Linked DNA regions of Homo sapiens: all the other regions are linked to region 3. Evidence: chromatin contacts called from ENCODE Hi-C or POLR2A ChIA-PET data. All regions are on one chromosome and are shown on one strand. Each heading gives the region's core, a stretch centred on a gene start or an enhancer-like site at or near the end of the contact. The rest is flanking DNA. Distances are from core to core; before and after follow the strand shown. Region 1 holds the start of MIEF1 (mitochondrial elongation factor 1). Region 2 holds the start of SUN2 (Sad1 and UNC84 domain containing 2). Region 3 holds the start of CBX7 (chromobox 7). Region 4 holds the start of DNAL4 (dynein axonemal light chain 4). Region 5 holds the start of CBX6 (chromobox 6). Region 6 holds the start of NPTXR (neuronal pentraxin receptor).

Region 1 (3,885 bases), core at 1,010-3,509, 350 kb after region 3:
ACCCGGGAGGCAGAGGCTGCAGTGAGCCAAGATCGCGCCACTGCACTCCAGCCTAAAGACAGAGCGAGACTCCATCTCAAAACAAACAAACAAACAAACAAACAAACACCCTGCAATATCAATCCAAGAGATCCTGGAATGCCTCTTGCCCTGTGAAACCTGGCAGAGCCCTGAGGTTTGGGTCAGTGCCCCCTGCCGTGGGTCTCTGGCCTACAAAGGCACCATGGGTACGTACATGTAAGTGCTAGATACCACCTCACTGCCCACACTCCATTGCCACGGAAGCATCGGGGGCAGGGAGAGGCCTTGTCAGTCTAAGTAAAGATAAGACCCTGAAGAGCAAGTGGATCTAGAGGGGCTGATCCGAAGGGGAGACCCCTCCAAATGACCTCCCTCTGTCCCTCCCTCCGAAAAATAACATTCCATAGAACAAGAAAGTCAGGAGAGATATGAAGAGGTCATCTGGTATGCCGATGGAAATGCCACCAATTATATTTATTTGGGTCACAAAATTCTTTAAAAAGCAAATTAGGGCAGCCTGAAAGAGTGGAAAGAACACACATTTCAGAGTAAGACAGACTTGGCTTCCACTGAAAGCTTCTTTCCTTCTTAGCTCAGTGTCTTAGAAACTACTATGCCTCTCTCCATCTTGGTTTTCTTTTCTTTTCTTTTTCTTTTTTTTGAGACCGAGTCTTGTTCTGTCGCCCAGGCTGGAGTACAGTAGCGTGATCTTGGCTCACTGCAACCTCTGCCTCCCAGGCTCAAGCAATTCTCCTGCCTCAGCCTCCCAAGTAACTGGGATTACAGGTACAATGCCACCACTCCCGGCTAATTTTTGTATTTTTAGTAGAGATGGGGTTTCACCATGTTGGTCAGGCTGGTCTCGAACTCCTGACCTCAAGTAGATCCGCCCACCTCAGCCTCCCAAAGTGCTGGGATTACAGACGTGAGCCACCGTGCCCAGCCCTGCAACAGACTCTTGATTGGTCTCCCTGCCTCAGCCCTGGTTCCATTCCGTTATTCTCAAGCCAGACAGATCCCATTGAAAGGGAAGTCAGATCCCAGCACTTCTTGGCTCTGAACCCTGCTGTGGTTCCTTTGCACCCGCCATCTCCCTCCCAGTTCTGGTAAGGGCCTCCCCTCTGGCCTCTTTCCCAGCTCCTGCTCACTCAGCTGCGAAAGCACTGGCTTTCTCCCTGTGGCTCCTAGACCACGCTGAGCTTAAAGGCTTACCTGGGGGGAGGCCTGAAATGCTCTTCCCTGCAATGTTCTTCTCCTGGTTCTCGTCCTTTTATCAGATAGCCTGACTATTCTGCAATTGCCCACCCCTCTACTGGTAGATATTACCTTTTAATCCTCACCACAGCCCCAAGGCTGGGTGAGGTTAGGAAACTTGGCAGAGGGCAGCTGTCCCTAAGTGGTGGAACTGGAACTAGGAGCCAGCGGTGGCCCCGGTGGCCCCGGACTCCAAAGCCCCAGGCCCTGGGCTTGGCAGAGCCAGGCATGGAGGGAGGCAGTTGGGGGAGGGAGCTTCCATAGAGACACGGCCTCCGTCCTCAAATCTAGTGAGAGACAGAGAAGCAAATGGATAAATTACAGTGCCTGGCATATGGTAGGCGCCAAGAAATACGTTTTGTTGTTGAACAGATTATGAGGCGTAAGATGTGCAGACATTTCCGTGGGGCCCAAAGAAGGCACGTGAGTGTGTTAGAGGGAGGCGAGGAAGGGGCTGGGAGAGATTTCCCAGTGAAGGGGGGCATTTGAGGTAGACTTTGAAGGAAGGGTAGGAGTTTGCCAGAAGCCATGGGGCCTGGGGAGTAGGAACAGCATGGAGGGATGAAAAGAAGGCGATCTGAGAAAATGGGTTTTGAGGAGCTCTGAATATTAGTGTTAGAATTCCCTCAGGTACCCCAGGGCCCCAGCCAGAGATCAGCATATACAGTACAGGAGGCTGGCCAGGTACCCCGACAGGCTAAGGGGTTGCCAGCAGGTGAGGGGCCTACCCGGTGCGGCAGCCTTGTTGGACAGCGAGGCTACCTCCTGCCCTCTGAACTTCTGCCAGCATCGGGACCACCCCGGTACCCACAGCCGGACCCGGACACCGGAGTCCTCTGGGGGCGGGGCGCGAGTGGCCTCTGCAGGCCAGTCCCTTGGTGAGGTCACACACGGAGGCGGGGCTCAGGATTGGGGGGCGGAATCATGCGCAGGGGGCGGGGCCCGAGAGAGAGCTTGGAGAAGACCGGAAGTCCCTCCGCCTCCACTCGCCCTCGTGCTCCCTTCAGCCCCTTCGCAGCTCCGTGCGCAAGGTCGTGTCCCGGAAGTGAAGGGGCCATGTTGATGGGTGACCCGGGGAGAGGTACCCGGCCAGAGGCGAGTCCTGCGGAGTGGTAGCGCGCACGGCCTGCGGGTGAGTGAGAGAAGGAATGAGGGCCGCCGGCGGCTGGGCGGCGGGGAGGTTGCAGCGCCTCCTCTCAGGCTGCTGCCGGCGCCTCGCATGCGGCCCGGAGTCAGGATACCAGCATGCAGCCGGGGGTCTCGCCCCATCCCGCCCTGGACTTTCCCCTGGGAGACCCCTCGGCTGCCCCGCCCCGCCCCAACCTCGGAGACCTCCAGTGCCCCGAAGCAGGCCTGCCCTGGCCTCTGGGCCTCCGCACCCCGGCCCGGCCCCCACGGTTGGTGAAGTGCAGACTGGCTGGGGCTCAGCCGCCCAGTCGCCCAGCGACCTTGTAGTTACAGCCCTCGCCGTGACAGTCGCCTTTTACAGCATCAAACACTTCTGTTGATTTTCTGCATCGGGAGGTCCTTAGGGCCGAGGGATCTCTTAAACAGTTGAGGAAAAATGGGCAGGGATGGTGGCTTGCTCAAGCTTGCGCAGGAAGTTAGCAAGGCCGGAGGCTAAGGGCTCGCGGACTTTGGGCCCAAAGTCCAATCTTTTTTTCCAGCCAAATACTTCCCCCACTTGGTGTCATTTCTTTATTTCTGAAACGGAGGTGATCATTTCTTCCACATAGGGACGTTGTGAAATTCTCTCCGTTACGCATAATTTTGAGCCCCTTGTATGTGCCAAGCGCTGTGCTGGGAAAGTTCGTGGAGCACCCAGAAGTGCTGTACACACGGTCCGGCTCCAGCAAAGGGTAACTCATTCCAGAGGCAGGCAGAGTTGGGGTCAGGAGTGCAGCCCTCCCCTTGACAGCTGTGGGCCCGCGGGCAAGTTACTTCCCTCTGGGAGATTGTTTCCTCCACTTAAAATGGGGTAATGTTGACCCCTAGGGTAGCTGACAGAATGAGTTGTTATGTGAGACATGCTTCGAACATTGCACGTTGTATATAGTGCAATATAATGCAATAAGCATTTACTGTTACTAAGAACCCTGACCACCTTCTAGATTCTTAATTTAAATGTGGTCATGGGCAACAAAGCACTTTACAGATATGCTTGTGTAAGGGTTTATTGTTACTGAAGGAAGGCAGTGGCAGTTTATACTTAAATGTAATTATTTATTGAGCATTTACAAACCTGGCTAGGTGCTACTAATAATATCTGCTGTTGATAGAGTGCTTCGTGTGTGCCAAGTGCTGTTCTAAACATATTCACATACATTAAACTCATTTAGTGCTTATGCCAACCGTATGGGCAAAATATGATTTTTATCCTCACTTCACAGATGAGGAACTGAGACAGTCACAGAGAGGTTAGGAGACTTGCCCACGGTCATGCAGCTCGTAAGTGCTGGTGCCAGGATTCAAGTATGGCTGAGTGCTTGTCTTCAACCCTCCTAGATCACCCCCTGTGGTGAAGTTCTATTACCGTTCATTACGTGCACAGTTCTCAAAATAATCCTATGTGGTAGGTACTATTGCCATAATATCCTAATCTCCATTTTA
Region 2 (3,858 bases), core at 287-2,786, 400 kb before region 3:
TGTTGGCATCTTCCCAGGTCAGACGCCCATCTGGCATCCCCTCTACTTTTAGCTGGTGTTGGAAAAGGGACCGATTGGTAGTAGGAAAAGCAGGAAGTTGGCCTGGGTCCTTGTCTCTATTCCTGTCCTTATAAGGTAATCTCCCCTCCCCCCTCCCTGCCCCGCCCGTACGGTCCCTACCTGAAGGCTCCAGCTGCCCACACAGGGACTCCTCTTAGCCTCTGTCCTGCTGAAGGAGGTGACACCTTTGCCCAGGGCAGAAACAAGGCAACATGTTTATACCATACCCAAGCTGCCGCTGGGAAGAACTAAATATTCTGATGGAGGTTGAGCGGGGAGTGCTGAAAACTGTCAGCACCCGCCTCCGCCCTCCCAGAACTCCCAGAGATGCCTCTCAGTCTTTCCTGCGGCATCCTGGCATCACAAAACAGTTTACCATTGAGTCTGGGTTTCACAAGATGAAAAAGGTCGAGGCCCCATTCTCCAAAACAAGAAGTGAGCCTCTGGGAGCTGAAATCTACTACTGCGAATCATAATAGACACCACCCCCGCCCCACCTCCTCCCTAACAATCAGTTAGGAAACGCTCATCGGAAAGCATCCTTCCCCACTTCTCAGCTGGGCGACTTCCTTTCTCAATTCCGCCCTTCCCCATCACAAACATCTCCATCCATCTTCAGACTTAAACCAGATCTGGGGCATCTTCCTCGTGACATTTCCACTCCCTGGGCACAGCCAGGCCACACGCCCTTGTGGGACCTGCCAAACGCCCGGTGCTAACTCCCTCTGCCCTCATTCCCACAGGCCAAACCTGCAGAAATTGTCACCAAAGGCGCGCCTCCTGGCTCTCTAAGTCACACCGCGCCCCCCATTGCTTTGTTTTGTTTTGTTTTAGAACTGAACAAAACGGGCCTTCCTCTGAGGCCCTGAGTTCTGACAGGCAGAGGCTGGGAACTGCCTGTCCCTGGAAACGGCCTGTCTGGCACAAAACCCGTAGGCGCTGCCCGGGGCCGGGTTGGGGCAGTCGGCCTTTGCCCTCCTCCTCCCGGGAGGCTGCCCGGGAAGTCCCGCCCGCAGACACCGCCCTCCCGGCTGACCAGTGGCGCGGCAGGCGGGGCGGGGGCCAGGAGGTGAGTCAGGGCGCGGGCCGCGGACCCGGGTGGAGGCTGGATCCGGCCCAGCACGTCCCGGAGAGGAGGAAGCAGGCCTGGCGGCGCGGCCCCGCCCGAGTGGCCCGACGGTGACCCGGGGTCAGGCCGGGCCGCGGCCCCCCAACCCTCTCCTGAGCTCGCCCGCACTCACCTGCTGCCGCGGCGGCTTCTAGCCCGGCCGGGGGCGTCCGAGGCCAGGCCGCCGCCGGGGCGCGCCCCCTTTCCGCGTGGGGATCCCGCGGGCGGCGCTCCGCTCAGGGCGACACAGCGGCCGGGCCCGGGGCGCGCGGGCACGCGAAGAGCGGCGACGCGGGACAAGGCGGGCGGGCGGACAATGCGGCCGGCGGAGGCCCGCGCTGCGCGAGTGGGGCCGGGCGGCGCGCGTGTGGCCGACTCTGTATGTGTGCGCCTGTCAGTCAACGCTGACAGGCCGCAGCCCATTGGTCAGGCCCCGCCGGCCGTCACCGCCCACCGCCGCCACCCATTGGCCGGTTTGAACACAAAGCCCCGGCTCGCCCCGCCCTCGCGTGGGCCCCGCTGCCCTGCGCGCTCAGCCTAGGAGTCCGCGCGTGGGAGGCGCTGGGCGGGCGGGGACCCCGGGCTGCGGGAGGACGCGACGGGAGCCTGTGCTGGGGCTCGGGCTCAGCAGGGCACTGGACTCCCGATCTGGCGGCTCAGAACACCTGAGACAGCTCTGAGCGCTCCCACGCGCGCCTGCAGCCTGGTTCACCAGGCCGGCGTCCGAGGGGAGGGTGGGAGCCCTGGGAGCGGCAGCGCGCGGGTGGCCCTTGGTGCACTCTCGGTGAGGCTGTCGAGGGCTTGCTCAACACCCGGCACCAGTGCCGTTGTCCTCTTAGCCGGCCATTTCTACACCCATTTTTCAGACAAGGAAACAGGTTGCTAATTTGGGGATTCCAGACATGCTGGGAGGCCCTGCCTCTTCCCAAGCTTTACCCAGAGCACCCAAGTTTCACGACAGCTCTTCTATTTTTTGTTTGTTTTAAACAGATTTTCTATTTTATTTAAATAGAGACGAGATCTCACTATGTTTGCCTAGGCTGGTCACGAACTCCTGAGCTCCAGTGATTCTCCCGCCTCGGCTTCCCAAAGTACTAGGATTACAGGTATGAGCCACCGCGCCCGGCCAGCTCTTCTGTTTTAAGGACGGTGCTTGCTGCACTTGAGCTGTGGGAAGGCAGGGCTGGCCACTCATTCTTCTACCTTACTCAGACTTGGAACGAGTGCTCAGCGTTTGAGTAAAATGCTGCCTGACTCCGGGGGTCCTGTTCCTTGGCTCCCCATCCGCCAACTGTACAGATAGAGCAGGTGCACAGCTTGGGATGAATCTCTTTCTGTGCCAGCCCTTCTAAGGGCAGATGAACAGTCGTTATTTTACTTTTAAAGTACCAAGAGGAAACGAGACAAGAATGACAAAATCACCGAGGCAGGAACAGGAAGGCTGTGGGGTCGGAGGATTGAGGAAAGGCAAAACCCTCATGCTAAAGCGGCTTCAGCCCAACTCCAGACAAGAACAGTCCCCTTTCCTGGGCCTCCATTGCCTGCTCTGGAAAGAGAAGAGTCTCCTGCTCTTCCACCCTCCTGGAGACCACGGTGCTGGCCATTATCACTCCTAGGTTTAGACTGCAAGCTCTTTGAGGACATGGACAAGCTCTCCAGAGCCTGGTACCGAGCCTGGCTCTGGTCTGAGTGTCTGCTGGATGGAGCAATGAAAGGAGAATTCAAATCAGACGTAGGGGCAGCATCCAGGTAGGGGAAGGGCCTCTCTGACTCCTCATCTCTGGGATGCGCAACTCCAGAATTCTGTCCTAACCACTTCTATGGAGTTGCCACATCCTACCTCCTCCATTGCACAGCCTGCTTCCCCCTCTCCGGGGGTCCTGGCAGACAGGGGGGTCTGGCCTTGCTGGGGTCGGGGGGGAGTCCAGGTCCCCTCCCAGGATGTGCTGAGTGGATATGTGAGGCTCATGCCCACAGGCTGACTGAAGGCAGGCCCCTCTTAAACTCTGCATCCTCTGGGGGCTGGGAGCAGGCAGAATAATGGTCGCTACAGGAATTCGGTACTAATGCTTGGAATCTGTGACTGTTATCTACATGCAAAGACTTTGCAGATGTGACTAAAGATTTTGAAATGAGATTATCCTAGATTATCAGGGTGGGCCCTAAGTGTAACACAAGTAACCCTTTAAGAGAAAGATAGGGGCTGGGCACTGTGGCACACGCCTGTAATCCCAGCACTTTGAGAGGCTGAGGCAGGTGGATTGCTTGAGCTCAGGAGTTTGAGACCAGCCTGGCCAAATTAGTGAGACCCCCCCCCCCCACCACCCATCTCTAAAAAAGAAAAACAAAAAAAGAAAATAATTAGCTGGGCATGGTGGTGTGTACCTGTAATCCCAGCTACTCAGGAGGCTGAGGTGGGAGGATAGCTTGAGCCTGGGAAGTCAAGGCCACAGTGAGCCAAGATCAAGCCACCACACTCCAGCCTGGGTGACAGAGCAAGACTCTGTTTCAAAACAAACAAAAAACCAAAGAGAGGCAGAGAAGACGAGCAGAGGGCAATGTGACCATGGAGGAAGAGATTGGAGTGATGAAGCCACAAGCCAAGGAATCAGAATAATAATAAGTGTCCTGTGTGCCACACCAATGAGCTCTGTGGCCTTGGACAAGTCAATGGGGCTCTCTGGCCTTCA
Region 3 (4,092 bases), core at 320-2,819:
TGTGCTACCCTGCGGGCTCCATCGTAGAGGGAGTTAGTGCTGTGCCTGCTTCAGGCTACACAGCACGAAAAGCACTGAGCTTTGTGGAATAAATCAATTCTCTTTTAAGTGGAGAAAACCCTAGGAAAAAGGAGAAGGAGGAGGAACAGCTGCCTCAATCAGAAGAGTAAAACCCCAAGCACAGCTGGAGGAAGAAAAGATGCTCCTGACCACCTTGACCTTCACCCTTGGCCCGAGATGCCAGGACTGAGTTTTCTCTATGGAGAAAGAAGATGGGCTGCCAATCAGCCCAGTTGAGCTCCTGCTCTACCTCCCTATCTAACTTGCTCGGTGACCTTGAGCAGGTCACTTCCTCTGCCTGGGCCTCAGTTTTTGTCTCTGTTAAATGGGAGGAGGTGACCCCCTAAGGCCCCTCCCAGTCGGCCTGGAGCCTCCCAAAGGGCTGCAGGGAGGAGGAGACAAAGGAAGGACAGTAGTGCGTACCAGGAAAGGAACTTCTCCCCAAGGATTTCCCCAGCCTTAGGCGAGCCCCCTCGCCAAACAAGTGCACGGGAGGTGTAGACGCCAGGCCCGGACAAAGTCTAGCCCCAAAGTGTGGGGTTCTGAAACCAGCAGAACAGACACCTCCTTAAATTGCAGGGTGTATGTTTTGAAGAAGGCAGATGGGGTAGGAGACTAGGGGATGCCCCAGCGCAGGGGGCGGGCTTCAGAGCCCTGGCCTGGGCTAGGAGTTGAGGTGGGGGTGGGGGCGGGGAATAGGGATGTGCTCGGGTGGCGTAGAGGGGGCAGGATCGGAAAAGGCCAAAGTCCAGCAGGAAAAACTTCAGAGGCCGGAGGAGACTTTTCCAAAGCTCCACTTACAACTTGAAAGGATTTGGTGCCAAGCGTCCAGAGTCCCGAGTTCAAAACCCAGCTCTGACCATAACGCGCTAGGCAAGTCCTTTCAACTTGGGCCTCAGTCTCCCCATATTTACAATAAAAGGGGAGCGAGGTGGGATGGCGCTGAGGATCCCTACGTCCGATCCTAATCTCCAGCTCAGGCAGGCTCGGCCGCCACTAGCATCCTGGAGCGACAACTTTTGTTCTACTCGCCCTACACGGTGGCAGGGAAACTGAGGCACGGGCTGGGGAGACGGGCCCAGCAGCGCAGGGCTGCCGGGGCCCCCGCGCCCCGCTTTCCCCTTCAGCCCCAGCGTGGAGGGAGCGGTGCTGGGGACGGGAGGGACCCCACTGGGGTCCTGGGAGCCGCCCCCGGGCAGCCTCACCTTCCGCACGCGCTTCTTCCGGATGCTCTCCACGGCGAACACCTGCTCGCCGATGGCTGACAGCTCCATGCGGGGCGGCGGGCGAGCGGGCCCGGGGCCGGGCCGGGCCGGGGGCGGAGCTGCGGGGCCGCGGCTGCGGCGCGCGATGCTGGGGCTGGCGGGGTCCCCGTCACCCTCGTCCGGGCGCGCACGCGCACGCGCACGCGCGCACACCCCCTCGCGCTCCCTCACGCCGCCGACGTTCCATTTTTGAACCTGCGCAACGTTTTCCTCGGCGCCAGCGAGCGAGCGCGCGCAAGGAGGGGGCGGGGCGGGAGCGCGCGGAACGGCCGCGGGCTCGGCTCGCGCCCTGAGGGTCAGCTCCGCCCCCGAGCCCCGCCCCCATCGGAACCCCGCCCCCGGGGCCCGCCCCCGCGGGTTGCGATTGGGCCGCGGGCCGCGAGCCGCGAGCGCTGCCGTGGGACTTATTTGGCTCGGTCACCGGCTGGGGCGGGGCGGAGGCTCGCGCGCCCCGTCTTGCTGTGACGCCGGGGCGGGACGTGATCCTTAATACCCAGGCGGGCGCCTCATAGCCTCCCGGTGACTGCCAGGGGCCGAAGTGGCAGGGCCCAGTGGAGCCGACGACAAAGTCAAGGCTCAGAGCGGGGAGGCCATTTGCTCACCTCCCGCAGCGGAGGAGACTGGGCCCGAGGCGCAGCCCCTCGAGTTGCAGGAGAGCCGGGACCCAAAAGGCTTCCCACCGTGTCCGGACGTCGCAGGGCCGAGGTCTCCCTAATCCGGCCTTCTCCGCGGCGCAGTTTGGCCAGTGTCTCCACGTCCGTCCACCCACCCCTCCATCCGCCCTTCCATTTGTCCATCCACCCGACCCTCGGTGGTCGGTGCCCAGACGCACGGGTCAGACGCGGGCGCTGCCTCGAGGGCTCCCGGGCCGGGCCCTCGTTCGCGGCAGGAGCGGCCGCGGTGGAGCTGAGGTCCCCCGGGGACGGATTTTGCCGCCGCGCTGCCCCAGCCTTCCCCAAACCCGCGTGTACTGGGCGCTAGGTGCTTAGTGGGGGCTCAACCATTTGTGGCACGAGACGAACTCTTGATTCCCCACCCCCCTTCCTTTTTCGCTAACGCGCCTCCATTCCTCACTGGGAGCCCGGCGTCGTCCCTGCTCCTTCCTGTACTGACCCCAACTTCTGTCGCTCCGGCATCCCCTCGGGGACTCGGGTCTGCCTGCCCTCACCGCACCCACCTCCCAGGTTCGCCCCGTCTTTTCTCTGGACCACAGCAGAGACCTCGCGGAGCTGCCCTCCCTCCGATCTCAGCCACACAGTGCCAGAGTGTGCTTCTAAAATGCAGATCTGACGGGGTCACCCTGTGCTTAAAAATTTTCCTCCCTATTTCCCTCACAATAAAATCCAACACCTCTTTCTGGCACATAGAAAAAGAGAATAATAGATTCACACCTGACTTTTCATCAAGAGCAACAAAGCCAGAGAGAAAATAACCATCATCTTAGAATTATATATTCAGTGAAAATGTATTTCAAGAATTATGTACCCAGTATGAGGCACATGTATCCAGAACGTAGGTGAAATCATAGCACTTACAAATACAAAAACTTAAGAGTTTGCCACTGGTAGACCCTCCGGAGGGAGATTCCAAAGCTGGAACTTCAGGCAGGAAAAAGATGATCCCAGACGGAGGTCTGATGCAACTGGGAATAAAGAAAAATGAAGAACAGCGATAGTGTGAAACAATAACAATGACTTCTGGATAAAAACAGATTTAAAATACACAACAGTGATGGCATTTACTTGGGTGAATGGAGTTAAAGTGTTCTAAGATCCTTATATTCTTCAGGAGGAAGGTGAAGATAGATACCAAATACACTTTGACGAATTTAAGAATCCAGATTGTCATTACTGGGATAAACACTGTAGGACTGGAAATACTGTGTATAGTTATCCAAATTATTGGAGGAGGAAAAAGAATGATTAAACCAACCCAAACAACTGTAAAGCAGGCAAGAATGGAGAGAAAAATAAATACAAGACGGGGCAGGGAGGGGACAAATAGACGATAGCTATAAATTCGAATATTTTGTGATTCAATAAATGCAACTAAATATTGCAGTTAAAATACAAAGATTATCAGAATGCATAAATAGCTAGATGCAGTTTACAAGAGAAACCCACAAGAGACACTTCCAAAACATAAAGCTAGTGATGGTCAAAAGTAAACACATGGGGGGAAAATACCACGCAAATGCTAACGAAAAGAAGGCTGGTGCAGTTATTTTAATATCGAGGGAAAAACATCACTAGAGATAAATAAGGTCATTTCATAATGAAAAGTGTCCAATTCACCAGAAAAATAGAACAATTTCACATTTGTATGCAAATCATCTTAAAATATAAGAAACATGAAGAAGACAGCTAGATGGAGAGATAGACAAATCCACAATTATAGTGGGAGATCTTAACACTCACCCCTCCATAAGTGGTAGGAGAAGAAGAAAAATATTCAATAGTATATAGGAGATTTGAACACAATTAATAAACTTAACTAATGGACTTCATAGCACACTGTTATCTACCATGGTAAAATACTCCCCTTTACAAGACATGGAATACTTACAAAAACAGTTCATTTCAATAAATTTCAAAAGTCAGAAATAACAGAATACATTCTCTGACCACAACACATATAAGCTAGAGATGAATAATAAAAAGTTCACTTCAAAAGCCCCATATGTTTGGAAAGTAAGAAGTATGGGTTTTTTTGTTTTTGTTTTTCATTATATTTATTTATTTATTTTGAGACAGAGTTTTGCTCTTTC
Region 4 (3,836 bases), core at 712-3,211, 360 kb before region 3:
GCTTAAAACACAAACACATTGTACAGCTATACAAAAATATTTTCTTTCTTTATATCTTTATTCTATAAGCTTTTTTCTACTTATAAATTTTCTATTTCTTTTTTACTTTTTTTTTTTTGAGACAAAGTTTTACTCTTGTTGCCCAGGCTTGAGCGCAATGGCGCTATCTCGGCGCACTGAAACCTCCACCTCCCGGGTTCACGCCATTCTCCTGTCTCAGCCTCCTGAGTAGCTGGGATTACAGGTGCCCGCTACCACGTCTGGCTAATTTTTTGTATTTTTAGTAGGGACAGGTTTTACCATGTTGGCCAGGCTAGTCTCAAACTCTTGACCTCAGGTGATCTGCCTGTGTCGGCCTCCCGAAGTGCTGGGATTAATAGGCGTGAGCCACCGCTCCTGGCCTTTATTTTTTATTTTTAACATTTTTAACTTTTTTGTTAAAACTCAGACACAGATACACTAGCCTAAGCCTACACAGGGTCAGGATGCTTAGTGTCACTATCTTCCACTACCACATCTTGTCCCGCTGGACGGTCTTCAGGGCAATAACACGCATGGAGCTGTCATCTCCTATGATAACAAAGCCTTTTGCTTGAATACCTCCTGAAGGACCTATCTAAGACTGTTTACGGTTAAATTTTATTTTCTTATAAGTAGGAGGAGTGTACACTGTAAAATAACAATAAAAGTGTAGGATAGTAAACACATAAACAAGTAACAGTCATTTATTACCATTATCAAGTATGATGTCCTGTACACAATTGTATGTGCTATATTTTATATGACTGGCAGCACTGTAGGTTTGCTTACACCAGCATCACCACACACGTGAGTCATGCATTTTGCTTTGACATTACGATAGCTATGTAACTAGGTGATAGAAATTTGTCAGCTCCATTATAACCTTAGGGCACCACCGTGGTATCTGTGGTCTTTCTTGACCAAAACGTTGTTATATGGTACATGACTGTATTTCAATCTCCATCTGTCCCCTCCCCACCCCTAAGTAACCCTAACCATGGAAGCCCAGGAGGAAGATCAGAGAGGGTCAACTGGAGAAATGACAGTTCATGCTGACCGGGTTGATAACATTTCCCAGAGAGGGAAAATGTGGTGAAGAGACAAAGGAAAGAAACTAACAAATACTGAATCTATACTGGACTGGACTCTGTACTTCATATTAGCCTCAGAATTACCAAAGGAGATGCACCGACGTATACTGATTTTACATATGCACTGATTAAAAGCGCAGGGAGGGTAGGTCTTGAGACTGGGAATCCAAATTAGGTTTGCCAAGTTATTTTCACAATACACGATACCTCCCATTGGGGAGCACATCCTCTCGGAAGCCTAAAGTTGGGTCAAAGAACAACGACATCCTAGAACGTCAGAGTGGAAGAGGCCTTAGAGATCACTCAACTCAACTTCTCATTTACAGATGGGGAAACTGAGGCCCAAACAGGGGAAATGACCAGCCCAGAATCCCAGTAAGTCGCCAACTCTCCAAGCCAAGAGCGGTCTGACCTAGTTGATGGCGACCCCGCGGGAGAGGGAATTACTCCGCGAAAGGTCGAGGGATCAAGGTGCTGGGGGAAGTCGGCTAAAGGGGGACGCGGGACCACGAAGCTGGGCAGGCCTTGGGTGGGTGGGGAAGAGCAGCCGGCAGAGTCGCGATGGCAAACCTGTCACGACAGAGCTCGCAGGTCCCGAAGTGGGGGTGAGGGTGGGGGTTGAGGATGGGAAGACCTGGGGCAGGGGAACAGCAGGCAGGAGACCGAGGTGGGGCCTCGGCGGCGGGCGAGGCCTCTTCCGCCCTGCGTTGCCTCCCGCCCTCCCTCCGGGCCGGCCCTCCCCGCCTGGCTGCCCGCCGCGCCCCGGGGCCTCACCTGCTCCTGCGGGGGCCGGAGCCGGGGCCGCAGCCAGCGAACCCCCGCCAGGGTTGTCAAGGAGCGAAACAAGAGTGTCTTAGCAACCAGCAAGGAAGTCCTGCCCCCTCACCGGACGTTGACGAGAATTTCACTTATTATTGGTGGATAAAAGTATCAATCAGAGTGAAAGGCCCTTATAAGTCAGGCGTTTGCAAGGACAGGGGCGTGGTTTAGAGGCCAGGGAGGCGGGACTTCACTTATAGTTGTCTTAAGCGTGCCCGAGGAGCAGGGGACACATTGAAGTTCTTTTTCTAGGGAAACAAACTTCGAAAAGCAGTACTGCCTTGGGAGGTTCTTTTAGTCACTTGAAATAACAAATGCAACTTGTTGGTGTCGTGACACTTAGCCACTACTTTATTGGGATCTGAAAAGCCTGATAATAACTAGCATTTTTGTAGGGCTGTACAATTAATATCTCACTTGATTCTCATTACAGTACTTTTAGGTGATAATATTCGTCATCCCATCTGAACTAAAGTTCAGAGAGGTTAAGTAACTTGGTAAAGGATGGAGGTAATCTCCCTGGAGAAGGAACCCAGGGGCTCCTTCCTCTGTGCCACACCCTTGTATGGTCACCTAGCTCTAGTCACTAGGAGACATTTGTACCACCTAATTTCAGACACAGTTGCCCAGAGCCTGCCTTTTCTTCCCCTTGGGAGGGAAAATTAATCCGAAAGTACGGAGAAGGAAAAGGGGAAAGGGGAAGAACTGGCGGATTCTATTATTTGATTGGTAGATCAAAGGGTCAGTTGGGTACTTCGTAGTTTAAACCTTTATTATTGTGATGAGTACTTGGGGTGAAACCCCACTGCCACATTTACTAGCATTGAAGCTGTCTTTGCCAAAATTATAACTGAGGAAATTATGACAGTGAAAGAGATCAGACCTAACCCACTCCATCTTGCCTTTCTAGCCTTTAAGCTGTCTTTGTTCATTCCTAGGCATAGGCTGAACGAACCTTGGGAAGGAATTTAGTTTATAGTTTTACTCTGAAACAAAATTGACAATAGCCCTTTCCCAAAAAGGCTCCCTTCCTGCCTTGGGACCAGTCTGCCTTTGTAGGACTAACAAATTAGCTACAACATTAGAAATTATGGTTTAGGGGTCACACAGCAGCCTCTGGCTGCAAGAGTCTGAACCTTCCCAAATTGCTCCTGGGGATAACATCACTATTGTAAAACCTAAGATCAGCGCTTGAGATATTTTGCAGACCCTGCGCTCGATGGATCAGCTGACACCACCCAGACCAGTAATGTGGCTCAAACAGTTCTGTGATCCCACCCAGGAACAGAAGACAGCAAGAAAACCTCACTTCGACCCCCTCAGTATTCCATCTTCGACTTAATCAATCAACACTCCTCGCTTGCCAAGCCCCTACCCACAAAATTATCTTTAAAACCTCTGATCCCTGAATGCTTGGGTAGCATATTCAACTGCCTCCTAGCCATGTGCACCAGAATGTTCCACAAGCCCTTCAAACTCAGTGTGTCCCAAACTGAATTGATCATCTCCCTCCAATCTGCTCTTCCTGCATTCCCCATTCCAGTAAATGGCACCACCCCCGACCCAGTTGCCTCCATCAGAAAACAGGGGGGAGTCCTTCACCCTTCCCACTACAACAGCCCACTTCCAGTCACAAGCATGCCAATTTCGACTCCTCACTATTTCCTGATACAGCCTTTCTGGCCACGTTCATGGCACCCTCCATGTGCACAACACCACAATCCCATCTACCTGAGTGCAATCTCCTGGTGGGACTCCCTGGCTGCAGTCTTGCACCTCTCTAATTTATCCTCTGTACCATAGTCAACATGACCCTGCCAAAACCCAAATCTCACCGCTGCATTCCTCTGTTTGAGTAATTTGAGTAATAATAAAACTCCCCTCTCCCGCACAGCTGGCTCTGTT
Region 5 (3,652 bases), core at 15-2,514, 280 kb before region 3:
AGTAAAATGATTTGAGGTCAAATTCAAGTTGGATCCCCAAGAAAGGAGGGGAGCCATGAAGAACAAATCCTGAAAGACTGAACGGGGGAAGCTGGGGGCAGGGAGGCAGGTGGTCCCCCAAATCCTCTCCTTGTGCCCTGCCAGGAGGTGGGACCCCACTCACTCTCCCCCTGGGTTCCAACTCCCAGCACAGTCATAACAGCTCAAACAAATGCCCCCTTCCCATGGGCATCCCCCACCTGCCTCAGCCACCCCCTTTCCTGGAGCCCTAAAGGCATCCCCAGCCCCTGGTTTCAACAGGGAGGATTATCCCCAGTCCCAAAACCCTCTTGTTGAAGCTGATGCTGGCTGAGGCCTGCCATCAGGGGCTTCTGGGGGGGCTCACAACCACCCCCTGCCCAGCTGGGGCCCCTCTGAAAAGGCCGGCCCGCTTGGGCGGCCGCGTATCTGTCCCTCCCTTCCAGGCCCCGTGCTGTGCCGGGGCTGGGGGCCCGAGAGGGGGATGCTGCTGGGGCTGGGCCAGGTTACCTTCAGGAGGAAAGTTTTGGGTTTGGGTCCCCTCTTCTTGGGCCCATACAGCTCACGCTCCCTCTCCCTGCGGCCGAAAAACACCAGAGGTTAAAAAGAGCCCCTTCCCGGGCCCCACTCCGCGCTGCCCTCCCCGGCTCTCCCGCTTCCCCGCGCGGCGCCCCAGCCGAGCCTCGGCCTCGCAGCCCCTGCCAGCTTCCCCAACAACTCACTTTTGTTCGAAGGCTGCAATGAGCCGCGAGTCCAGGATGTTCTCCTCGGGCTCCCAAGTGCTGTACCTGCCGAGTCACAAACGCACAAAATCAGGATGAAGACCAGAGAGGGACAGGCACGCGGCGAGAGCAAGAGCGCGCACCCCCACCCCAGGCCCCGGTGCCCGCTGCCTCCCCTCCCGCGACGCCCCCGGACCCCGCGACACTCACTTGATCGCCCACCCCTTCCATTTCACCAGGTACTCGATGCGTCCCTGAAAAACAGAGGGGAGAAAAACGGGGGTGGGGGTGGGGAGGATGCGGGGACGCGAGGAGGCGGCGGCGCGGGGCTGGGCGAGGGAGCCGGGCTAGCGGGACCGCTTCGCCCCGAGGGCCCCCGGCCCCGGCCCCGGCTGCGGACAGCGGCGGCCCGCCCCGGGCGGCGGCTCACCTTTCGGATCCGCCGTTTGATGATGGATTCGGCCGCGAAGACCCGCTCGCCCACTGCAGACAGCTCCATCTTGCTCAGCGGCACCCACAGCCCATAATACTCCCTGCGCCCGCGGCCGGTGCGGCACCGCTCGCGCACGCGCCGCAGCGCCCAGGCCCCGGCGGGCGGGAGCGCGGCGGGGCGCGCGCTCGCGTTCCAGCTGCGGGCCGTCACGTGATCCTCGCGGCTGGCGCGCGGTTGCCAGGACCTCCCCCTCCCCCGGGGCGGTTGCTAGGGAAAGTCGGCGCTCGCGGGGCGGGGGCGCGCGCTGGCTCTTAAAGGGGCCGCGCGGGCGGAGGGAGCAATTGCCGGCCGACCCGATGGGTGCCCGGCTTGTGGGCACGCTGCGGCCTTACGCTTATCACCCCCCCTCACATCTTGCCGGCGCCCGATCGCTGACACCCTCTCCTTGCCTCTTAATCCCCACGCGAGTCTCGCCAGGCCCCGGGCGGAGAAGGGCTGTGGAGCCCGAGTCTCGCCGCCACCGCGCATCTCCCGCAGCAGCCTGCAAACAGTTAAATATGATGCAGCAGAAATGCAGTTGCTGTTGCCTTGCCAGGCCTTGCGGGAATTTCTTTAAAACATCGCCCCCCACCCATTATTTATGTATTCGTGGGAGGGTGGTTTTGTAACCAGTTCAGAAGAGTTAAAACAAAAACGCCACCGCAGGAAGGGGGTGTGCGGCGAATGGGGCCGAGGAAGGCCGGAGTGACCGTGGGCATCTGTCTGCGGCCGGGGTCTCGGGCGGCACCTGTCCTCGCCCAGGAGACCGGGGAGGATTCGGCGGGGCCGGTGTGGCAGTGGGGGAGGGAGAGGGACCGCGGGCAGGAACGGGCTCCCCGCACTCCGCCTTGGGCCCACAGCGGGTCATCATCTGGTCATTCGGCAGAAACCGCCTTCGCGGTCATATCTGTGTTTTCCGATTCCCAGCACCCCTCCCGGCCCCCCGACCTGGCCGCGTCCCTCTCCCCGCCCGCAGCTGCGCGAAGCTTCCGCCATTGCTCTGGGGAGCCCAGATCCCAGCTTCCCACTTGAGGAGGGGCGGGGGATCGAGCTGGGGCTGTCCAGGAACGGACACACAAAAAATAGCCCTGCCGCGCAAAACGCTCCACTTTTTAAATGTTGAAATTACTTGAACTTTATTTCCCATTATGTTAGTAGTCTTGTTCTTTGTAAAACAATTTTAAAAATACAGATAAAACAACTGTCCATAACCCCCATAAAACCATTGTTAACATCTTCACCAATCTTCCAGCCTCTGCTCTATGCGTACATAAACTCACGTACACCTATGTATGTATGTATATACATACACATACACATTGTCTGTAGATTTAATTTTTTAACAAAATGGGATCACGCTATTCACACTGTTCTGGAATCTGCTTTTCTCCCTTAATGCTATAAAGTGGACATCTTTCAGTGTCATTAAATACAGATTTCACCATCCTTCCAGTGACCACCTTGGGGCTGAGATGGGGTGGGGAGGAATGGGGATTGTGAAGAGTCAGGGTTGTGTCTTGCGAACATCAATGGCTCATTAGGAAAGATTTTTGCGTTTCTGTGCTACAATGCCAATTCTTGGGTTTCAAATCCACCATAGCAAAATGTTAGTCTTTTTCTCCCAGCAGATTTGTCCAATTATTACCTTGAGAGAAATCCCTCTCCTCACTTAAAATCAGTATGTTCCAGGGAAACAGCTATTTGCTGGCCAGCCCAAGGTGAGCTGCTGTGGTAAAAATAGAAATGTCCTCCTGGGAGATGTGGGTGGTGGTGGGTGAGCAGGTGAGAGGAGTGGGTATGACAGTGTGTGTGTGTTCAGGCTGACGGAGACAGGCGGGGGATGAAGCAGGTGAGTCCACTTGTTGATTCATTCAGCAGTGTTTGTGAGCCCTTGTGAAGCACCAGGCTTTGTGTGAAACCATCAGGAAACAAAGGTGCCCCAGGCTGAGGAGCTGTCAGTGGAGTGAGAACGGCACCTGTCACACAGTGTGACTAATGCTAGAATAAAGGTGTAGGAGTTTCGTGTTGCTGCTCTCACAAATTAACACAAGCTCAGTGGCTTAAAATGACTCACATTTGTTATCTGATGACTCTGGAGGCGGGAAGTCCCAAATCAGTGTTACTGGGCCCAAGTGAAGGTATCCTCAGGGCTGGTCCCTTTTTGGAGGGTCAAGGAGAGTATCTGTTCCGTGCCTCATCCAGCTTCCAAATGTTGCTGGCATTTCTTGGCTCATGGCTTCATCACTCAAATCTCTGTTTCCACGATCCCTTTGCTCACTTCCTGCTTCTTTCTTTCTTTTGTTTTTGTTTTTGAGATGGAGTCTTGCTCAGTCACCCAGGTGGGAGTGCAGTGGCACAATCTCGGCTCACTGCAACCTCTGCCTCCCGGTTTCAAACAATTCTCCCAGTCTCAGCCTCCCAAGTAGCTGGGATTACAGGC
Region 6 (3,849 bases), core at 1,094-3,593, 310 kb before region 3:
TGACTGAACATACCTGTGTGCCAGGCACTATTCTTGGCCTTTCATATAAAGTACTTAATCCTCCTAATATCCCAGTGAGGTAGGTGCTATTACTATCCCCATTTTACAGGCGAGAAAACTAAGACTTCCCTTCATTGCATACTTTCACCTTTTTCCTGATTATTTTCCTGCTCTTGGTTCTCTCATCCTAGAAATCCCCCAGAGCTGGAGTCGGGGAAGAGGTGGGTATGGGCCCGGCTTTTCTCCTGCCTCTGCCACCTCTCTTAGGACGTTTCTGAGCTGAGTTTTCTCATCCGTAAGGTGAGGGGTTGGCTGCAATGGCTGACTGGCTGCACTCTGACACCCTGTGGGGAGGGTGCTGACACCAGTACAGACGTCCTGGAGGGCTGTCAGACCACGACATCCTCAGCCTTGTGAGTGGGCATCACCAGTGCTGCTTGCCCAGGATTTAACTTAAAAAGCCCCGGGAGTAAGGGGTCCCTGCATTTACTCCCCGCCTCTCTCCTCCCTCCAACTTGCCTGCTGCACTCCACCTGGGTGGAGGTAGCAGAGGGGGCAGCGCGGGCTTTGGCCTCTTTCTCTCTCTTCCTTCCACAGATCTGATTTTGTTGCTTAACCCCCTTCCTTGTGGTCTGGAAGTCAGGCCATGGCTGGGGTAGTGAATGTGTCCCGGATGTTTGTCCTGCCCAGTCTGTCTGCCTTGCACTTCTGGGAGCCCCAAATTCATTCTTACAGGGAGGAAGGTGGCCATGGGACTCCAGGGGGGAAATGACTGGCCCAGGGTCACATGAGAGCCAAGAGTGGGTTCCCCCATGCTGGACCCCTTGTGTCTGACCCCAAGCCTGAGTCAGGAAAGCCTGGAAAAGTGAGTGGAGGAGGAGGAGCTCGGGGGGCCCTGTTCTCCATTCAGCCCCCACCCAAGAGCTGTGGGCTTCCAGGTGTGTGAGGCTGGGCGCCTGGCACCTGAGCTCCTGCGGTTTGGGTCATAGTCTGAGCCAGAGTGGGAGATTCAGGGTAGGGAGGTGGTGAGGGGCACCCAGGTTTGTCTTATAGGGCACTCTGTTCCCGGCTCTGTGTAATGAGGGGAGGACCCCAAGTCCTTTGGACAGCGCATCCATCTCCTGGCCATAAAGTGTGAGCGTGGAGCTGGGCTGATTTGGGGGTGTCCGGAAGAAGGAAATGAAAGGGACATTTAATGAGGTCCTAGTACGTGCCAAGCATTTTCACACACCTACATTTGATTCAATTTCCACTACAAGTGGACACTGTTATACCTATTTTACAGACACAGAAACTGAGGCTCAGAGAGGTGCCTGGAGACGGAAAAGGGTGGGGAGCGAATCTTTCTGGCGCGCCCTCTGTGCCTCAGTCACCGTGCCAGACGCCTGCCCGCGTTCCCTATCGAAATCCCCCCGCCTCGCCAGCGAGGAAGGCGCGATCGTCCCCGGAACACAGACGGGAGACCGGAGGCTCGGGGACCGCCGGACGACCGCGGCCGGGCGGCCCCTCACACCACCCGGGCGGCTCCCCCGACGGCGCGCGGCGCTCACCTCCAGGCGGTCGATGCGGTCCCGCAGGGCGCGCACGGCGTCCTCCAGCTCCAGAATGAGCGCAGGCGAGTCCCAGGGCCCGTCGGCCATGGTGTCGCGGCGGGGCCCGGCGCCCTGGAGGCCGCGCGGCAGGCCGCTCTCGCAGCGGCCCAGCTTGCCGGTGAGCTCACGGATGGTGTCCTGGTCGGCGCGGATGCGCGCCTCCTGCTGCAGCGCCGTCTGGCGCAGCTGCTCGGCCGTGCTCTGCAGCAGCAGCAGCTCTTCGCGCTCGCCCGGCGCAGCGCCCGCCGCGTCCCCCTGCTGGGCCCCCGACGGGCAGGCAGCAGCCAGCGGCGTGCACAGGAAGCGGCTGAACAGGGGCCCGGGCGGCAGCGGGTGCGCGCTGGCCGCGGGTGCCCCGGGCAGCGCGGGGGGCCCGGCTGAACCGCCCGCGCCGTGCAGCGCGCTCAGGCTCCGCTGCGGGCCCGGGGACGCGGCGGCGCCCGAGGCGACCGAAGCATTGTCGGCGCCGCCGGGCAGCGCCCGCGCCGGGCTGGCCGCCAGGGGCACGCTGGCGATGATGCAGATGACGGCACCGAGGAACGCCAGCATGCCCGCGGCCAGCAGCACGGCCAGGAACTTCAGCGTGAGGCGGGCGGCGGGGGCGCCCGAGGCCCCCGGCAGGCGCGGCGGCGGGGTCGGGGCGCGGAGCCCGGGCGCGCTGGGCCGAGCGGGGCAGGCGCGGGAGCCGGAGCCGGAGCCGGAGCCGGAGCCGGAGCTGGAGCTGTCGCCGCGGCCGCTGCTGCCGCCGCTCTGAGCCCGGGCGGCGGGAGGAGGAGAAGACGGCAGGCGGCGGGGAGGGGGAGCGGGCGCGGCGGCCCCGCCCCACTCGCTTCCCCGGGCCGGCCCTGGCCCCGGCCCAGCCCCGCACCCGTTCAGTGCCGGGCGCCCGGCTGGGGGCGCCGCCGGGGATGCGGCGAGGAGCGAGGGCAGCGCCTGGGACCTTATCTCGCCGCGGTCACAGCGCAGGGGCCGGCGACCCGAGGGCCGCGCGGCGGGGCTCCTGGGTGACCCCCATCCCAGCCCTCCCGTGCTCGGGCCCCCTCCCCAAGCCGGTTATGTTCACATCCACCCGGGAGGGAGCTTTCTTCCGGGTGGGGCTGTGCACTGGGCGCGCCACAAGCTCGGTCGCAATTGAGCCTTGCCGTGGACAGGCTCACAATAGAAATGAGGAAACTGAGACACCTGAGGTCAGGCCTCTGTCCAAGGTCACCGGGTGGCTGCGTTGGAGCCGCCTGCGAGCTTAGGCACGTTTCACCGGACCAGACTGTGGATGGGGCTGGAGTGGGAGCGGTTAGAGGTGGAGAAGAGGCCAGTGTTGGGGGTTGGGGGGAGGCTCGGATTTTGACCTAACTTCTGTTTATACTGTGGCCACCTGCCCGTCACCCCCACCTCCAACCTTCTGAAGGAGCAGAGTTCACTCCCCGCCACCCTCATTACAGAATCTTCCTGTGATCTCAGAGGATGATGGAAATTCTCTCCTCTGAATCCTTGGGGGCTTAGAGCCTCACAGGTCCAGAGAAACCCCCCACCCCCACTGCAGTCTGCCTTCGTTGGCAAGCGGTGCCACGTGCCTGGTGGGCATGTGGACCAGGCCCAGAAGGAACAGCAGGAATGGGAGTGGGCTGTGCTGTGGGGGTGGCAGAGGAGCGTTTTACTTTCTTCTGTCAAAAATGTCTATATATATTTTGTTGAAAATTAACTTTGCAATTAAAAACTTAAAAACAATCCTACTATCCTCCACACTTTATCCCCAGCTCCAATTTTCCATGAGGTCTTTCCTGACCAATACGGATTCCCAGGGCTGGAAGGGCCTTGGGAGGGCTGTGGTTATTCCCAGCTCTGTCTCCCTTCCAAGCCTGCATTTTTGACTTGAAGGGAAAGCGCAAACCAGGATCTCTGGACCACCACGGCTACCACTGTGGTTTCGAGTGTACTTCACATAGCGCTGGTGGTGGGGAGAGACCGGAATGTTTCCCAGGAAGCCACAACCCTGGGGGACGCTCTCCAGCCACGGGGATTTTGTCCAGTGTTCCCAGGCACACGTGCTCCACCTCCCTCTCTCCACACATGTTAGGATGATGTCCACCCTGTTCACCCATCTCTAGGAGCCAGGGATTTTCATCCATACCTGAGTTGTGAAAGAGGAGAGAAGCAAACACAAGCGCTGTATGCCAGGAACCTGAGTGCTGTGTGTGCGTGGATGTGTGCTGGTGCTCACTGAAGTCGTAACCTCAAAACCCAGGGCAGGCAGCTGGGC

What was found. A loop is a pair of places that touch in the nucleus more often than their neighbours do. ChIA-PET counts read pairs that join two places held with the same protein, here RNA polymerase II (POLR2A). Pooled maps may share reads with other maps.
Region 1: a map with no recorded cell type shows a loop between it and region 3 (8-fold over the local background). The contact joins the promoter of MIEF1 here to the promoter of CBX7 in region 3. A Hi-C loop is called at or near these places in 6 of 168 maps with a recorded cell type or tissue (GM23248, HL-60/S4, IMR-90 and 3 more), 4 of 37 single-sample maps with no recorded cell type and 12 of 50 pooled maps. POLR2A ChIA-PET finds 5 or more read pairs at or near these places in 3 of 52 experiments (AG04449, activated B cell and activated CD4-positive, alpha-beta T cell).
Region 2: a loop to region 3 is called in a map of gastrocnemius medialis, with 29 times the contacts of the local background. The contact joins the promoter of SUN2 here to the promoter of CBX7 in region 3. A Hi-C loop is called at or near these places in 5 of 168 maps with a recorded cell type or tissue (CD14-positive monocyte, CD8-positive, alpha-beta T cell, gastrocnemius medialis and 1 more), 18 of 37 single-sample maps with no recorded cell type and 15 of 50 pooled maps. POLR2A ChIA-PET finds 5 or more read pairs at or near these places in 4 of 52 experiments (B cell, HCT116, activated CD8-positive, alpha-beta T cell and 1 more).
Region 4: a map with no recorded cell type shows a loop between it and region 3 (6-fold over the local background). The contact joins the promoter of DNAL4 here to the promoter of CBX7 in region 3. A Hi-C loop is called at or near these places in 1 of 168 maps with a recorded cell type or tissue (naive thymus-derived CD4-positive, alpha-beta T cell), 1 of 37 single-sample maps with no recorded cell type and 11 of 50 pooled maps. POLR2A ChIA-PET finds 5 or more read pairs at or near these places in 3 of 52 experiments (AG04450, BJ and WTC11).
Region 5: a map of B cell shows a loop between it and region 3 (21-fold over the local background). The contact joins the promoter of CBX6 here to the promoter of CBX7 in region 3. A Hi-C loop is called at or near these places in 37 of 168 maps with a recorded cell type or tissue (B cell, CD14-positive monocyte, CD4-positive, alpha-beta T cell and 25 more), 37 of 37 single-sample maps with no recorded cell type and 42 of 50 pooled maps. POLR2A ChIA-PET finds 5 or more read pairs at or near these places in 12 of 52 experiments (CD4-positive, alpha-beta T cell, CD4-positive, alpha-beta memory T cell, GM12878 and 8 more).
Region 6: a loop to region 3 is called in a pooled map, with 2.5 times the contacts of the local background. The contact joins the promoter of NPTXR here to the promoter of CBX7 in region 3. A Hi-C loop is called at or near these places in 1 of 168 maps with a recorded cell type or tissue (GM18951) and 4 of 50 pooled maps. POLR2A ChIA-PET finds 5 or more read pairs at or near these places in 3 of 52 experiments (MCF 10A, activated CD8-positive, alpha-beta memory T cell and activated naive CD4-positive, alpha-beta T cell).

Annotation. Positions count from the first base shown.
Region 1 is chr22:39,500,031-39,503,915 of GRCh38, forward strand. MIEF1 (mitochondrial elongation factor 1) reads left to right here and starts at 2,260. Exons shown (of 6, transcript NM_019008.6): 1 at 2,260-2,407. It overlaps LOC105373035 (a long non-coding RNA gene), which reads right to left and starts at 2,130. Exons shown (of 3, transcript XR_938263.4): 1 at 2,004-2,130; 2 at 1,234-1,562; 3 at 462-538. RefSeq lists enhancers at 2,040-2,541, 2,399-2,448, 2,542-3,041 and a silencer at 2,549-2,658.
Region 2 is chr22:38,754,462-38,758,319 of GRCh38, forward strand. SUN2 (Sad1 and UNC84 domain containing 2) reads right to left here and starts at 1,537. Exons shown (of 18, transcript NM_015374.3): 1 at 1,302-1,537. RefSeq lists enhancers at 351-420, 2,679-2,818 and silencers at 911-1,260, 1,371-1,920.
Region 3 is chr22:39,151,111-39,155,202 of GRCh38, forward strand. CBX7 (chromobox 7) reads right to left here and starts at 1,570. Exons shown (of 6, transcript NM_175709.5): 1 at 1,266-1,570. The coding sequence starts at 1,334. RefSeq lists an enhancer at 1,148-1,729 and silencers at 1,187-1,236, 1,307-1,876.
Region 4 is chr22:38,792,182-38,796,017 of GRCh38, forward strand. DNAL4 (dynein axonemal light chain 4) reads right to left here and starts at 1,962. Exons shown (of 4, transcript NM_005740.3): 1 at 1,887-1,962. RefSeq lists a silencer at 1,704-2,153.
Region 5 is chr22:38,870,952-38,874,603 of GRCh38, forward strand. It overlaps CBX6 (chromobox 6), which reads right to left and starts at 1,265. Exons shown (of 5, transcript NM_014292.5): 1 at 1,171-1,265; 2 at 951-994; 3 at 741-806; 4 at 529-595. The coding sequence starts at 1,239. RefSeq lists silencers at 887-936, 1,037-1,186, 1,217-1,476 and enhancers at 1,471-2,021, 2,022-2,571, 2,408-3,607, 3,424-3,603.
Region 6 is chr22:38,841,685-38,845,533 of GRCh38, forward strand. It overlaps NPTXR (neuronal pentraxin receptor), which reads right to left and starts at 2,344. Exons shown (of 5, transcript NM_014293.4): 1 at 1,551-2,344. The coding sequence starts at 2,174. RefSeq lists a silencer at 1,863-1,932.